Linked DNA regions of Homo sapiens: region 2 is linked to region 1. The links are chromatin contacts, found by Hi-C or POLR2A ChIA-PET in ENCODE. All regions are on one chromosome and are shown on one strand. The core of a region is the stretch at or near the end of the contact, and the rest is flanking DNA. Distances in the headings are between cores, read along the strand shown. Region 1 overlaps CHCHD3 (coiled-coil-helix-coiled-coil-helix domain containing 3). Region 2 holds the start of EXOC4 (exocyst complex component 4).

Region 1 (6,618 bases), core at 1,456-3,955:
GCAGCTAAATGCTTAAGCATGGAACCTGGCTCAAATCCAGATCTATCATATTTTGGCTGTATGTTCTTAGGTGAATTACTTTAAGCCTTCACCTAAACAATAGGGCGCACAGCCACACAGGGTTGTTGGTAAGTATAAAATGAGACAATCCATGCAAAGTGCCAATCACAATGTAAATGCTCAGTAAATGTTATCATCAGCATGTTAATAAGGATGCTATAAACAATAACAAAATATTCAAAGTTAAACTTGACTTTCTCCCAGGATAGAATTAAATTATGAATTTAAATGGCTAGTGAAGAAGATACTAAACATTTGTGTGTATTTTAAAACTATACACTAATTGCATAAACATAACTTCATAGTATAAGCTTAGAAAATCTAGGATTCATTCACTGTGCTATTTGTAGAAAATACAGAAATATGCAAGTTATGGAACCTCAAAAACAAAAGAAAAAAATAGAAAATACAGAAATATGAAAATTAGCTCTGTGTCCTCAGGAGTGTACAAGATAAACACACATAACTAATCACAAGTATTATAAACAAAATGTGGCTATCATAAAGAGGTATAAAGCATTATGGACATATTTGTCAATTATACAACAAACAAAAATAAAGTTGGGAAAACAAAAAAAACAGAATTCCCTGTGAGACTTGGAGACTACTTCGTAGAAACACTTAAGAACCTTCTCTTTGAAAGCTGTTCTCAACTTCCTCTCATGAAATCACCAACCAGGAATTAATACTATCTATGTCTCTTATACCAATAATCAGGAATTAATACTCTCTAAGTATCTTTCAATTAGGCAAGACACCTAAATGTGATATCTCTAATGTTCACAGAGATGCCATTGATAACTTAGCAACATTTGAGTATGAAATAAGGACTTAAAAAATCTTTTCAAATGGCTTTGACCTTCTCTCTCAGTAAAGTGTCGCTGCTTTTGAAAACTCATTCTAAAAAGGGTGAAATCAGTGTCCAGTTAAATTACACTTATTACTCCTAACAAGTTAGTGAAAGAAGAAAATTATATCAGACTCCTGGGTGAAGTGGCCAATATAAATACCTGGGTAGAGGGAGTTCCATTCACACATGGGAATTATCTAATTAACAAGCAGTTTATTGAAATAGATCCAAGAGGCAAATCAAGCTGTATTACAGAACTAAATGTACTTCACATGTTCAGTGCACTTTGATTCATACTCTCAAAAGAAATCTGCATCAAGCCAATATAAATGAATAGTTCAAGTCATCAAAAAGTGATAACGTGTACAATTGCTGTGTTAATCTAGTTGATGCGCAGATGGTAAGGTTATCTCAGGAATCTCCCTCAGAATGATTCTGTAAAAGACTCGTTGATGCAACATCCCTCTCCATTAATGATACACCATCTGGTATCTACTTTATAGTTTCATCACTTCATTTAGTTAAAAGAGGAAAAGATATGTGCTTATGTCCACTTTTAAACCACAGGCAACCTGGATTTCCTAGTAAGTTAGATGATTCTGCAAATTATATTAATATTAGAATCATTTCTTACAATACGAATTAATGGATTCAGCATTTTTACACTGTCTAATACAAAAGTGTGTGCAGAATTCCTAATAGAAATAGTTAGACATTGTAATTCTCACTGCCATCACAATACAGAAGAAAATCTCTTTACAATCTTTTGCATTACGCCTAGAAAATACTTCATCATTAGAGACCTAAATGTCTCTCACATATTCCTGGAAGAAATCCAAAGTGACAAAATTCAACTTGAGTACTTTGAGAATGACAGTAACAAACAAAAACAGGACTGTACAGAAATGTGCAAAAGACACAAGGAAGTTGAATAATATTAATTCTATGATTATCGTTATCTTATACACAATGGAAAGTAAGCAAATATTCTTTCATGGCAACAGCTGATATTTGTTAAGCTCTTTCCAGCTTTCAAGGGGCTTTTACACACTCATCTGATCTACCCCCAATCACCATGAAGATGAGCAAGGAACAGAGTATATCCCCATTTTGCAGATAAAGAACCAGACACCACAAGGGATTAGGTGAATTGCCGAACAGCCACATGACAAAAGCATACCTTCTGACTCCTTGTCTAACATTCTTTCTTTTACTTAATGTGGAGTTATCGAGTATTAAGTAACAGCAGTGTATATATTCCACCTTAGCTTTCTAAGCTCACTGGTGCTTCTCAGATTTCAGTTTCAACTGTAGGATGACCACTTCCCAGGCTGATCTTCAAAAAGGAAAACAATATATTCTATATATATATATATATATATATATATATATATATATATTCACAATAATTTGATCTTATCATATCGTGTCTATCTAATCTTCTACCACTTGTTCTACTTGGTGCCAAAAAGCCTAACAGTTTATTTGTTGAGCAGTTGTTGAGCAGATAAGTTCAATCTGCCAGAAACAAATCTTCTCAGACGTTTGTACCAATCAAATTGGTGAGTCTATGAGAAATGGGAGAATATTTTTCAGTGCCTTTTCTTGAACCTGACAATAATTAAAGGCAAGTTTATAAGGTACCTAACATAGTAAAACCTGATGACAAAGAAAACTGTCATTGGGTGAGGAAAAGCAGGTGCCAAGTATATCACCTCAAAAACTTTCACTTTCACTCATTTAACATTTACTAACTCTGATATGGTTTGGCTCTGTGTCTGCACCCAAATCTCATCTTGAATTGTGATACCCACATGTTGAGGGAGGGACCTGGTGGGAGGTAACTGGATCATGGGTGTGGTTTCCCCAGGCTGTTCTTGTGATAAGTGAGAGAGTTCTCAGATCTGATGGTTTAAAAGTAGTTTCCCCTGCACGCTCTCTCTCTCCTGCCACCATGTGAAAAAGGTGCCTGCTTCCCTTTCACCTTCTGCCGTAATTGTAAGTTTCCTGAGGCCTCCCTAGCCATGGAGAACTGTGGGTCAATTAAACTTCTTCCCTTCATAAATTACCCAGTCTCAAGCAGCTCATTATAGCAGTGAGAAAACAGACTAATACAAACTCTAAGCCATGTACAATGCTCTAGGTATAGAAGTAAAACAATTAGTGGGTGAATGGTTACTCTGTGCTACATACTATTACAGGTGCTTTATGAGTATTAGCTCATTTAACAAGTGAGGTAAGTACTATTAAATCATCACTTAATATATGAAACAACTGAGAGGAAAAATAAGATGCTCCACATTACACAGCAGGGAAATGCCAGGTCAGAAATTTGAATCCAAGGCATCTGACATCAGAGCCTTGTGCTCTAAATCAGAGTTCTGCCCACTACAACGAGGGAGCCAAATCAGGCCCAGTACCTGTTTTTGGTTTTACATTTTTAAGTGGTTGGAAAAAAATTTAAGCAAAATTTTGTGATGTGTGAAAACTATATGAGCTTCATACTTCAGGGTCTTTCAATTAGAACAGAGCCACACTCATTCATTTACAGTTGGCTTTCTCTGATTCCACATTACAAAGGCAGAGGTGGGGAGCTGCACAGAAACCAAATGTGGTGTGCAAAGCCTAAAATATTTACTATCCAGCCCTTTACAGGAAAAATTACTGACATTCTCTAAACCATTTCACTTTATGCCTATTCAACATCTCTACTTCAATGTCTTAAGTGTCCTGAGCTTAACATATCCACAATCAAACTCCTGATTTCCTCCACCACCAACATCCCAATCCATATCTTAAGAATCTTCACCTGTGGAAAAACCTTCTAGTTATAAAAGCCATAAACCTAGAGTTTATTCTTTCTTCACTCATGTTCAAAGCCATCAGCAAATCTGGTCAGCTCTACCTTTAAAATACCGAACCACATTTCATTACTTCCCCTGTCGGCACTCAGACCCACACCAGTCATCCCTTTTCCGAATTACTGCCGTAATTTCTTACTAATTCTCTGTTGCTTCAACTCTTGCCCAACACAGCAGCCAGAGGGTTCATCTGCTCCCAAACCCCCCAGCCTTCCCAAACATGCCAAGTTCACGCCTGCTTCACGGTTTTGGCAATGGCTTGCTTCCCTATTACCATAGGCCTCTTCCCAAATGTCATCTCAACAGAGAGTTCTTCCCTCTGTACCCAACTCCATGCCTAAACCCCAGCCCTGGGACTCTCTTTTCCCATTTTATTCCTCCCGAAATTATCATAACCTGCCATACAATATGTATTCTGGTTTTAATTGAATTTAAGCTCCATGAAGACAGATGTTTACCTCATTTTCTTCACTAGTACATAGCTGCTGGCACAAGACCAGGGTGCTTAAGTAAATATCTGCTACATGAATGAGAAAATGCTCCCTACATTCAAGAGGTACTCAGTTCGGTAACATATGGAGACAGCAAACACATTTAACATATACATAACTGTACTGAGTGAGGGTTAATAGTGTATTTCTTATTTTTTCCTATTTTCTTATCAAATAACATTTTCAACAAATAAAATTTGGAGGGTTTCATTCAAAAGAGAGAGAGCTTACTCTGCAACCTCATGGTCTATGTATGAAATTAATCTAGATAACCAATCTACTTTATTGAAAAGGGCACTGATAAGGTGCTCAAACTCTCATTCTTAAACTCACTGCCTTCTTTTGTCCATCTCTGTCCAATTCTAGACCCATGCTGACTTGACGCCGTATCTCTTTTCCTTCTCCTAACTCATGTTTAACTTCTGCTATTCAGCTCCTATCTACCTCTCCTGAAGGAGACATTCATTTCTAAACTACAAATGCAGTGAAACTGAGTTTTCAGAAAGAAGATATATCCTGCCAGGTGCAGTGGCTCATGCCTGTAATCCTAGCACTTTGGGAGGCTGAGGGAGGCAGATGACTTGAGGCCAGGAGCTCAAGACCAGCATGGCCAACATGGTGAAACCCTGTCTCTAATAAAAATACAAAAATCAGCCAGGCATGGTGGTGCATGCCTGTAATTCCAGCTACTCAGGAGGCTAAGGCATGGGAATCACTTGAACCTGGTAGGTGGAGGTTGCAGTGAACCAAGATCATGCCACTAGACTCCAGTCTGGGCGACAGAGTGAGATTCCATTTCAAAAAGAAAAAAGCAAAAAAAGAAAAGATAAAAGAAGATAAATATATCCTTTAAAACACTACCATTTTTAAGAGTGTACTAAAGTTTAGTCAATGTCTGGGAGAGATAAGAGTAGCAGTGTACTGTCTGACCTGGAGGCTATGTAGATTCTAAACATATAAGAAAAGTATTTGCGGTAGGTCCCAAGTGGTAAAATGCATCAGTGAACAAATAACGCAACCATTCCAAAGTGACCAAAGAAAAAATGACATTGTTACAGAGGACGAACTAACTACCTGCTTTGCTTCTTCACTTCCTGGCCACTTTACAACCAGGAAAAGCAGTTGAAGTTCTAATTTATTAATTTTTAAATAAATATACAAGAAAACAGCAGATGTGGTAATAGAATCAATGATAAAAAATAGTCATACCCTCTCCTCCAGTCTAGCCAGCTGTTCTTTGTAGAATGCATCCTGCTTCTTTAGCACTCGGTCTTTCTCTTCCAGCTGCCTAGCCTAAAAAAAGAAATGAGGAATATACTATATCAAGAAAAAGCAGCAACAGCAAAGCAAAAGTCAAGAATAAATTGCATTAGAAATAAGAATACAAATCTGAAGATTTTTGCAATCTATTAGGTCTCTGCCATAGAAAAACATTAAGATGATGATTGCTGTATTTAAATGTAAAGAAGAAGTCCGCATTGTATTTTTTTTCCCGCTGTAACAGCTGTGTCCTATTTTGTCCAAATATATTAGGAAACGTCAGAATACAGCACATAACAGACTCTTATTTAACTTCCCTATCAAAGAGTAATTTCAAGGATTAATATTTTGTACAATGAAACTTTAATTTTATCCTGGGCATAAGATACATGGCTCTTTTTTGAACAAAAAAGTAATGCCTAAATAACATTTTGTACATAAATCTTGTGTTTAAGAACAGTTAATTACCTGCAAATAAATACATACATTGTTCTATTTCCCTTTATGTAAAGAATTAATTGTTATGGAAGAGTGGAAACAAAAACTACCATAATTGTTTATTTCAATAATTCAAAATAATCATAATAAATAACCATATTTAAAAGTAATTTTAAAAGCTTTAGTTATTGTACTTTCAATTTACAAGATTTTTTAAAACAAAATCAAAACAAGTATAATATTTTTGGTTCTTTAAACAATGATGAAGATGGCTACTTACCGATATTTTTCAAGATTTGTAAAAAAAAATGCATTTCTTAAACTAATGTTGGTATCTTGAATATTATGTTTAATTGGCCTTTATCTCTGAGGGATGAGACTTTCCTATATCACTCTGAGTTAGATTTTGTTTTCAACATATTTTTTGCTCAGTGAATGCTGAATATATGCCTGACTACAACTTATAAGAAAGTGTGTGTGTGTATATATATGTGTATATATGTATATATGTGTGTATATATACATATATATACACACACACTATATATAGATATATATATTTTTGTGTGTATCTTTTAATAAACAAAGTATATATATTACTTTTAATATGTAAAGTGTATACATTTCTTTAATTGTATGCATCCAGCCATCCATTAAC
Region 2 (7,278 bases), core at 1,455-3,954, 370 kb after region 1:
AGATAGCTTTGGGAGTTTGGCCATCTTAACAATATTGAGTTTTCCAACCCATGAACATGGATGTCTTTCCATTTATTTGAGTCTTCTTGTATTTCTTGCAGCAATGTTTTGTAGCTTTCAGTGTAGCAGTCTTTCACTTTCATGGCTAAGTTTATTCGTAGGCATTTTATTCTTTTTGCTGCTATTGGAAATGGAATTGTTGTGTAAATTTCCTTTTTGGATAGTTTATTGCCAGTTTACAGAAATACCACTGATTTTCTGTTGCTATTGATTTTGTATTCTGCAACTTTGCTGAATATTTTATTAGCTCTAATAGTTTTTTGTGTGTATTCTCTAGGATATTCTATATATAAGATCATATCATCCAAAAATAGATATTGTTTTATTTCTTCCTTTCCAATCTGGATGACTTATTCATGTTCTTGCCTCATTGCTCTGGCTATAACTTGCAGTACTTTGTTGAATAGAAGTGGCAAAAAAATGGTTATCCTTTTTTTGTGTCTAATATTAGTGGGAAGGCTTTCAGTTTTTCATCGACTATGATGATTGCTGTGGGTTGTTCATAAGTACCCTTTATAGCCTATAAGAAGTTCCCTTTTATCCCTAGTTTTCTGAGTGTTTTTATTGTAAGAGTGTTTTGGATTTTGACAAAGCTTTTTTCTGCAACAGTTGAGATGATCACACACTTTTTATCCTATGTCCTACATTCTTTTTTTTTTTTTTTTTTTTTTTTGAGACAGAGTCTTGCTCTGTCGCCCAGGCTGGAGTGCAGTGGCGCGATCTCGACTCACTGCAAGCTCCACCTCCCGGGTTCACGCCATTCTCCTGACTCAGGCTCCCGAGTAGCTGGGACTACAGGCGCCCGCCAACACGCCCGGCTAATTTTTTGTATTTTTTTTTAGTAGATACAGGGTTTCACCGTGTTAGCCAGGATGGTCTTGATCTCCTGACCTCGTGATCCGCCCGCCTCGGCCTCCCAAAGTGCTGGGATTACAGGCATGAGCCACCCGGCGCCCGGCCTGTCCTGCATTCTTAACCACTAGGCCCAACTGCCTCTCCCTTTCTCTATGAATTATTTAATTTTATAGCCCAGTTTTTGTACTTATACCATAAAAATCTTTTTTTTTTTTTTTTTTTTGAGACAGAGTTTCCCTCTGTTGCCCAGGCTGGCGTGCAGTGTGCAGTGGAACGATCTTGGCTCACTGCAGCCTCCGCCTTCTAGGTTCAAGCAATTCTCATGCCTCAGCCTCCCAAGCAGCTGGGATTACAGGCACACACCACCACGGTCCGGCTAACTTTTGCATTTTTAGTAGAGACGGAGTTTCACCATGTTGGCCAGGCTTGTCTTAAACTCCTGGCCTCAAGTGGTCTGCTCGGCTCTGCCTCTCAAAAAGTGTTGGGATTACAGGTGTGAGCCATCACACTTGGCCCAAAAATCTTATTTTCTTTAAAAGCCATTAAAATTATGATTTCCAGAAGCTATATGTTATTTCCTCATTTGAATGTTACATAATTTATTTAATTCTTCTGTGTTATTTAAAAAATGTCAATACTCTATATTTCTTTAGGAACAAAGTCCCTAGAACTGGAATTATTGGGCCAAAGGTTATGAATACTTTTAAGTTATCGTGTGTGTGTGTGTGTGTGTGTTATCTTCAACTAATTTTTAAAAATGTGAACTTCTACCAGCTCGATGTCTATTTAATAAAAGTAATTGATGTGTTCTGAGCTTGCTGCTCACAACTCCATGACCTCTGAGTTAGTTTGCTTTCTATTCCTTTAAGTTCTTCAATCTTTATTGCTACTGAGCAGGCCACCTCCTTCCTTACTTTTAAATTATTATTATTCTTGTTCCTCAGTCTAACCACTTTCCACGCACATTCTGGTCTTTTTTGTTTTGTTTTGTTCATTTGGTCTTATGAATTAATGACTAAGCCAACGGAACCAAATGCAGGAAATACTAAAAACTTACCGGTAAAAGTATTAACACAAATGTGCATTACTACTAAGTATTTCATTTAGCTTGAAAAAAAAAAAAAAGGAATCTGCAGTGTGGTCTGTTTGTTTTTAGCTTATACTGTCTTTTCTTCATCAATATTCATTTATTCCTGTACGTGTGGTTTTAGAACTATCTGGAAATATAGGAACATTGGGAAAAATTGAACTCCACATAAACCTAATGTAGAAACATTAGTTTTACAGAATACTAAAGAAAAGCATTTCTGCTTATATTCATTTTCGTATTTTATTGGATTTTTTAAAAAATCACTTGCACTTAAGGCAAAAACTTCGCACATAGACATCCGGCAGAGAACCCCTCTTTCATTTAAATACAAACCCTAACACATTTTGGCATCATCAGATAAATTTGATTTAAAGCCTGACAAAATTCTAAAAGCAAGGAAACTGAAAAAAGCTGGAAGTCAGAATAAAGATAAATGAAGACACTCATTACAAGACTTAGGAAGTTGCAGCTGGTTTAGCTTTCCTGCGCGCCCAGGAGACGGAGAAGGAAAACTACGACTCCCAGAGTGCTTAGAGAGAACACGCGCGTCGTGGCCTCAAAACTTGCTCCCTTAGTCCCGCCTCCTCACTTCAGTGATTGGATTTTCCACTTCCGCGCCTCTGGAATTCTCTTCACCCATTGGTGGAGACTCCTGCGGGGTCAAATACAGAATTTACGCACCCTTGGCTTCCTTGGAGCCTAGCGGCTCTCCCCGCGTCCAAGATGGCGGCAGAAGCAGCTGGTGGGAAATACAGAAGCACAGTCAGCAAAAGCAAAGACCCCTCGGGGCTGCTCATCTCTGTGATCAGGTGAGGGAGGCAGGAGGCAGGGTCTGGGGACTGGGGGCAGCGGCTCGACCTCCGCTTTGGAAGGGAGAAGGGTTAGCTGGGTCCCACCCTGCTCTCCCCTTTCCTCCTTGCCTCCCGCAGCCCCTCCCCAGGGCTCTAACCCCTCCCCAGGGCCCCAGCAATTCCCCCTCCACCTTTTTTTTCTGGGGTTAGCTATAGAGAGAGGAGCCCCGCCTCAGTCTTTTCTTTAGGGGCAGCACCTTCTATTACAGTCTCGGGACCCCAAAGCACGCTATTTGGGTTTGGTAGAGAAAACCAGGTGTAAAGGTGTGTTTATTGATTCCTAAAATGCTTGTTTATTGTTTGCCTGTAGCAGCACTCACTGAGAAAGGCGTCTTGTTTCCTGGACTTTGGGGTGTAAGGCCTTGGAGTCCGGAGATTCCTGTCACGAGTTGCAGATTTGTGTTTTCACACTCTGGATACTTTCAACCACCTGTGCGTGGCCACAGCCACAAATACAAGAATCTGCAGTGAGCTGGTAGGAGGACTGGGTTTGAAGGCACACATCGGTTTTCAATTTTTTGCCCTGCCTCCGCATTCTGGTCCATTCCTTAAAAAACAGAACCAAACCAATTTCAAATTATCCTCCATGCACTGCCCCTCTGCACCTCCCAGAAGATTAGGGTGGGGGTGGAGTGGGAGCGGTGGATCTTTTAGGAGCTTTTTTTTAAAAAAGCGAAATATATTGAGGATGGGGGAACCCTTTCAAGAATCTTGGATATGATGCAGGTACTGACTAAAACCAATCTAAATAAAATTTATTATGGCACGTTTTTTACGTTGTTGGCATTTGAATTTCAACTCGTTTATTTTTCATAAACAAACACTCTATTTTTCCCCACCTATACTAAACTTTTGTTTGAGTTCTTGCAAGTTTTCTGGAATGTATTGATCATCTTTTCAAAACCCAGGGCCCAACATTATCTGGTAGGTACTAAGCACTTCAATGAATGCATGTATCAAACCATTAGAACAGCTTACCACTCACTGACAAAGACACATCTTATGGGTCTTATTTAGGAGGCTTTAAGATTATGGCCTATTAAATCATTACTTTAATTTTCTTTTGGGCTTAAGAGAAAAACATCTCTGTGTGGAAATGCTTAATATACTTGGTAGGCCATACAGAGGAAGTGCTGTTGTATTGTGAATCTATAGGCCCACATTCTCGCTGTGACAATACGCAGGTAGTGTAGATGTATCTCATGATACTAAAATTCCAATAAGAATGTTTGTTGTTTCCCATCTGAATTTCCTGTGGAATTAGAATACCAGGACATTATTTGGATCCTTTTTTGAACTTGTTTGTTTTTTCTACCTTATAGTCAACATTTATTTAAACAATAGGTATTTAGTGCCAGTTGACAGTATGGCGTCTGGCACGTATTACATATTGAATAATATTTGTTGACTTAATGAGTAAATGCCCTGAGTTTTGCAAAGATGAAGCAGGCACAGTGTTACCCTTGAGGAGAGTATAGTTTACCTGGGGGATAAAACATGTCAGTAAAAATGATGACATAAGACTACGAGAGAGACATGAAATGTTATGGAAATCCAGGAGGAGTGGCTGTTTCTAATGAAAGTGAAATGTGTCATCTCATCTGTGTACTTTTGATTCTCCAGGCTGTTCCCATTTCTTTTATGCTATTTGTATTTTCCTCAGGGCCAGTTGAATTTACTCTAAATGTCATATTTTTGAAAACAGCATGAAAGCCAACCTAAAGCTTTTTTTACTAATGCTAATTCAGAACATACATTGCCTTTGCTTGACCATTCCTTAATATTCTCCAGGAGGAACCCCCTACTGCTTGATGGCTAAGATTTTGTGGTTATCCATCCATCTCTTATGCCAGTTTATTAATATATGACCTTCATTTTATCACTGTGATTTAGGCCTAGGTATTTTTTACTTTGATCTCTGTTGTGCATTATATTGCTTTTCTTTTCTTTTCTTTTCTTTTTTTTTGAGACAGAGTCTTGCTCTGTCCCCAGGCTGGAGTGCAGTGGCGCGATCTCGGCTCACTGCAACCTCCGCCTCCCAGGTTCAAGTGATTCTTCTGCTTCAGCTTCCCGCATAGCTGGGATTATAGGCGTGCGCCACCACACCCACCTAATTTTTGTATTTTTGGTAGATACAGGGTTTCACCATATTGGCCAGGATGGTCTCGATCGCTTGACCTTGTTGTCTGCCTGCCTTGGCCTCCCAAAATGCTGGGATTACAGGCATGAACCACCGTGCCCAGCCCTCATTTTTCTACTTTATCCTTGACCACCTCAGATCACTGCATAACACTTTTGTGATATAGTTTTTACAAGCATGGTGTAAGGGAATGTCTAGACCTAGTATCCTGGGCAAGTTTATTAAGGCTTGGGATGCATTGTTATATATGACCTTAAGACCGAATGGTGTTGGTGTTTGTATTTCAACATTTCTTTGAGTCACAGGGAGATTTTGGTGTTGGAGTGAGGATGTTGGTAGCTATAACTTCCTGTTATTTCCTTCCTAATATGCTTTTGAACATACCCAGTGGTTTAAATTTTATAAACAGTGGTAGTGAATGAGAGGACAATGGAAGTATTACTTTGGTGTTTGGGATGGGGAATGGGGGGAGAGTCCTGCGGGTAAGAGAACCAGGAATGTATGTTTCTTGTTAGTAAATTGTGCTGTCACTTGGAAGTTGCTTCTTGTATTTCTGTTCAATTTATGTCCTTTGTGTTTCCCTTCTTGCAACATTGTATTCATTATTCCTTTTTTTTTTTTTGAGACGTAGTCCTGGAGTCTCTCTCTGTCGCCCAGGCTGGAGTGCAGTGGCGCAATCTTGGCTCACTGCAAGCTCCGCCTTCCGGGTTCACACCATTCTCCTGCCTCAACCTCCCGAGTAGCTGGGACTACAGGCATGCGCCACCATACCCGACTAATGTTTTGTATTTTTAGTAGAGGCAGGGTTTCACCATGTTAGCCAGGATGGTTTTGATCTCCTGACCTTGTGATCCACCCGCCTTGGCCTCCCAAAGTGCTGGGATTACAGGCGTGAGCCACCGCGCCTGGTCTGCATTCATTTTTTCTTAATTCCTCATATAAAACTTTGATTATCTCCTCCTATCTTTAACGTTGTTTTCAAATTCTCTCCCAAAGGCTATAGTTTTCCTGGTTGCTTTGGCAACAAGCCACAAAAAGGAAAACCCATGTTAGGCTCGTGTTTATAAGGTCTGAGCATTCCTAACATGTACCGGGTACCTGCTAGCTCCTTTCATGTTTCCATGGACTTATTTTGTCACAAAATAAATTACCGACAGTTAGAGAGTCTACTGTCTTTTGAAAAGTTTGATCAGTTTAGCTTTTTAAAAAATATCTTTTTGTATCACTGAGTAGTAGTTTTTCTTTTTTGAATAGTGAGTATTAAAAATGCTCCTTTAATTCTCTTGCTCAGATGTGTAAAAATGTAATTTCTGTACTACATTATGTATCATAAAATTTTGTATTTTTTCAATGCTTTTCCTAACAGTTGGGGTAGCATTTATTGTTAGTCATTTTTAATATTGTATTCAAAAAACTACAGGTGGATAAGGGTTTGACTTAAGGACAGAGTATGTGTAGGCATGGGGAATATCCGAATCTCATCGCTATTTCCAGCCCTTGTACTAAATAGTTAAATAACGACTCTATTTTGCTAGTATAAAGTATTTAAACTTTAAAGCATTTAAAAGCCAAAAATAAAGATGAAGTATAGTGTAATTGTAATGCAAGTATTATATGATTTTTTAAGTGCTTTGAGACTCAAATAAAAATGCTTAATTATTTAAAAATTATCGAATAAAAATATTTCAGGGCAGTCAGATGTTTCAAAGGGTGGACTTCCAGGGCTTTACAGAAGAGGCCCTTAGGCCTGTGAGGTGGGGCTTAGGTGAGGGGACAGATAGTGGTTGGGATTCAGTTTGTCGGAGGCTACTGCCAACTGCAGCTTTTGGTTTTAAGTCTTGCCACTGGCCCTTTAAAATGGAACTAACCGGGGGGGACAGAATCCTGATTACGTGCTGATGTGTGATGTATGATTTGGACAGTTTTACACACACACAGACACACACCTACTTTTCTGTTGACCTGCTGATGTACAATTTGGATGGTTTACACACACGCACACACACACACACACACGTGCACACACACAATTTTTCTACTTTTCTGTTGATTTCCTTTGCCAACCTTTTGTTTGGTGGGAAGTCAGAGGAGGCAGCCTCTCTAGATGGGAAATAAGAAAGATGGCATTTTGGAGATATTTTATTTCTGTGAGTTCTTGCCAGATTTTTAATTGGGAAATGTGTCTGCCACTTACTGTTAGGTGATTTGCTTTCCAATTAAATGTTGTGTCACTTTATAACTTGGCCTGTAATAACCAGTTTAATTGGGAAGACAAACTTTGG

Evidence for each region. Hi-C counts contacts between places; a loop is a spot of excess contacts on that map. ChIA-PET counts read pairs that join two places held with the same protein, here RNA polymerase II (POLR2A). Pooled maps may share reads with other maps.
Region 2: a loop to region 1 is called in a pooled map, with 6 times the contacts of the local background. The contact joins the promoter of EXOC4 here to the enhancer-like site in region 1. A Hi-C loop is called at or near these places in 1 of 37 single-sample maps with no recorded cell type and 3 of 50 pooled maps. POLR2A ChIA-PET finds 5 or more read pairs at or near these places in 3 of 52 experiments (GM12878, activated T-cell and naive thymus-derived CD4-positive, alpha-beta T cell).

Annotation. Positions count from the first base shown.
Region 1 is chr7:132,880,191-132,886,808 of GRCh38, forward strand. CHCHD3 (coiled-coil-helix-coiled-coil-helix domain containing 3) reads right to left here. Exons shown (of 8, transcript NM_017812.4): 5 at 5,472-5,555. Among named protein-coding and RNA genes, the nearest start is that of MIR3654, 150 kb to the right of the region's middle. Within about 2 kb of position 2,706, at least 2 of the 41 ENCODE cell types and tissues checked have a DNase peak (open chromatin) inside an H3K27ac peak, as active enhancers do.
Region 2 is chr7:133,250,374-133,257,651 of GRCh38, forward strand. EXOC4 (exocyst complex component 4) reads left to right here and starts at 2,705. Exons shown (of 18, transcript NM_021807.4): 1 at 2,705-2,814. The coding sequence starts at 2,729. RefSeq lists enhancers at 2,472-2,521, 2,732-2,791.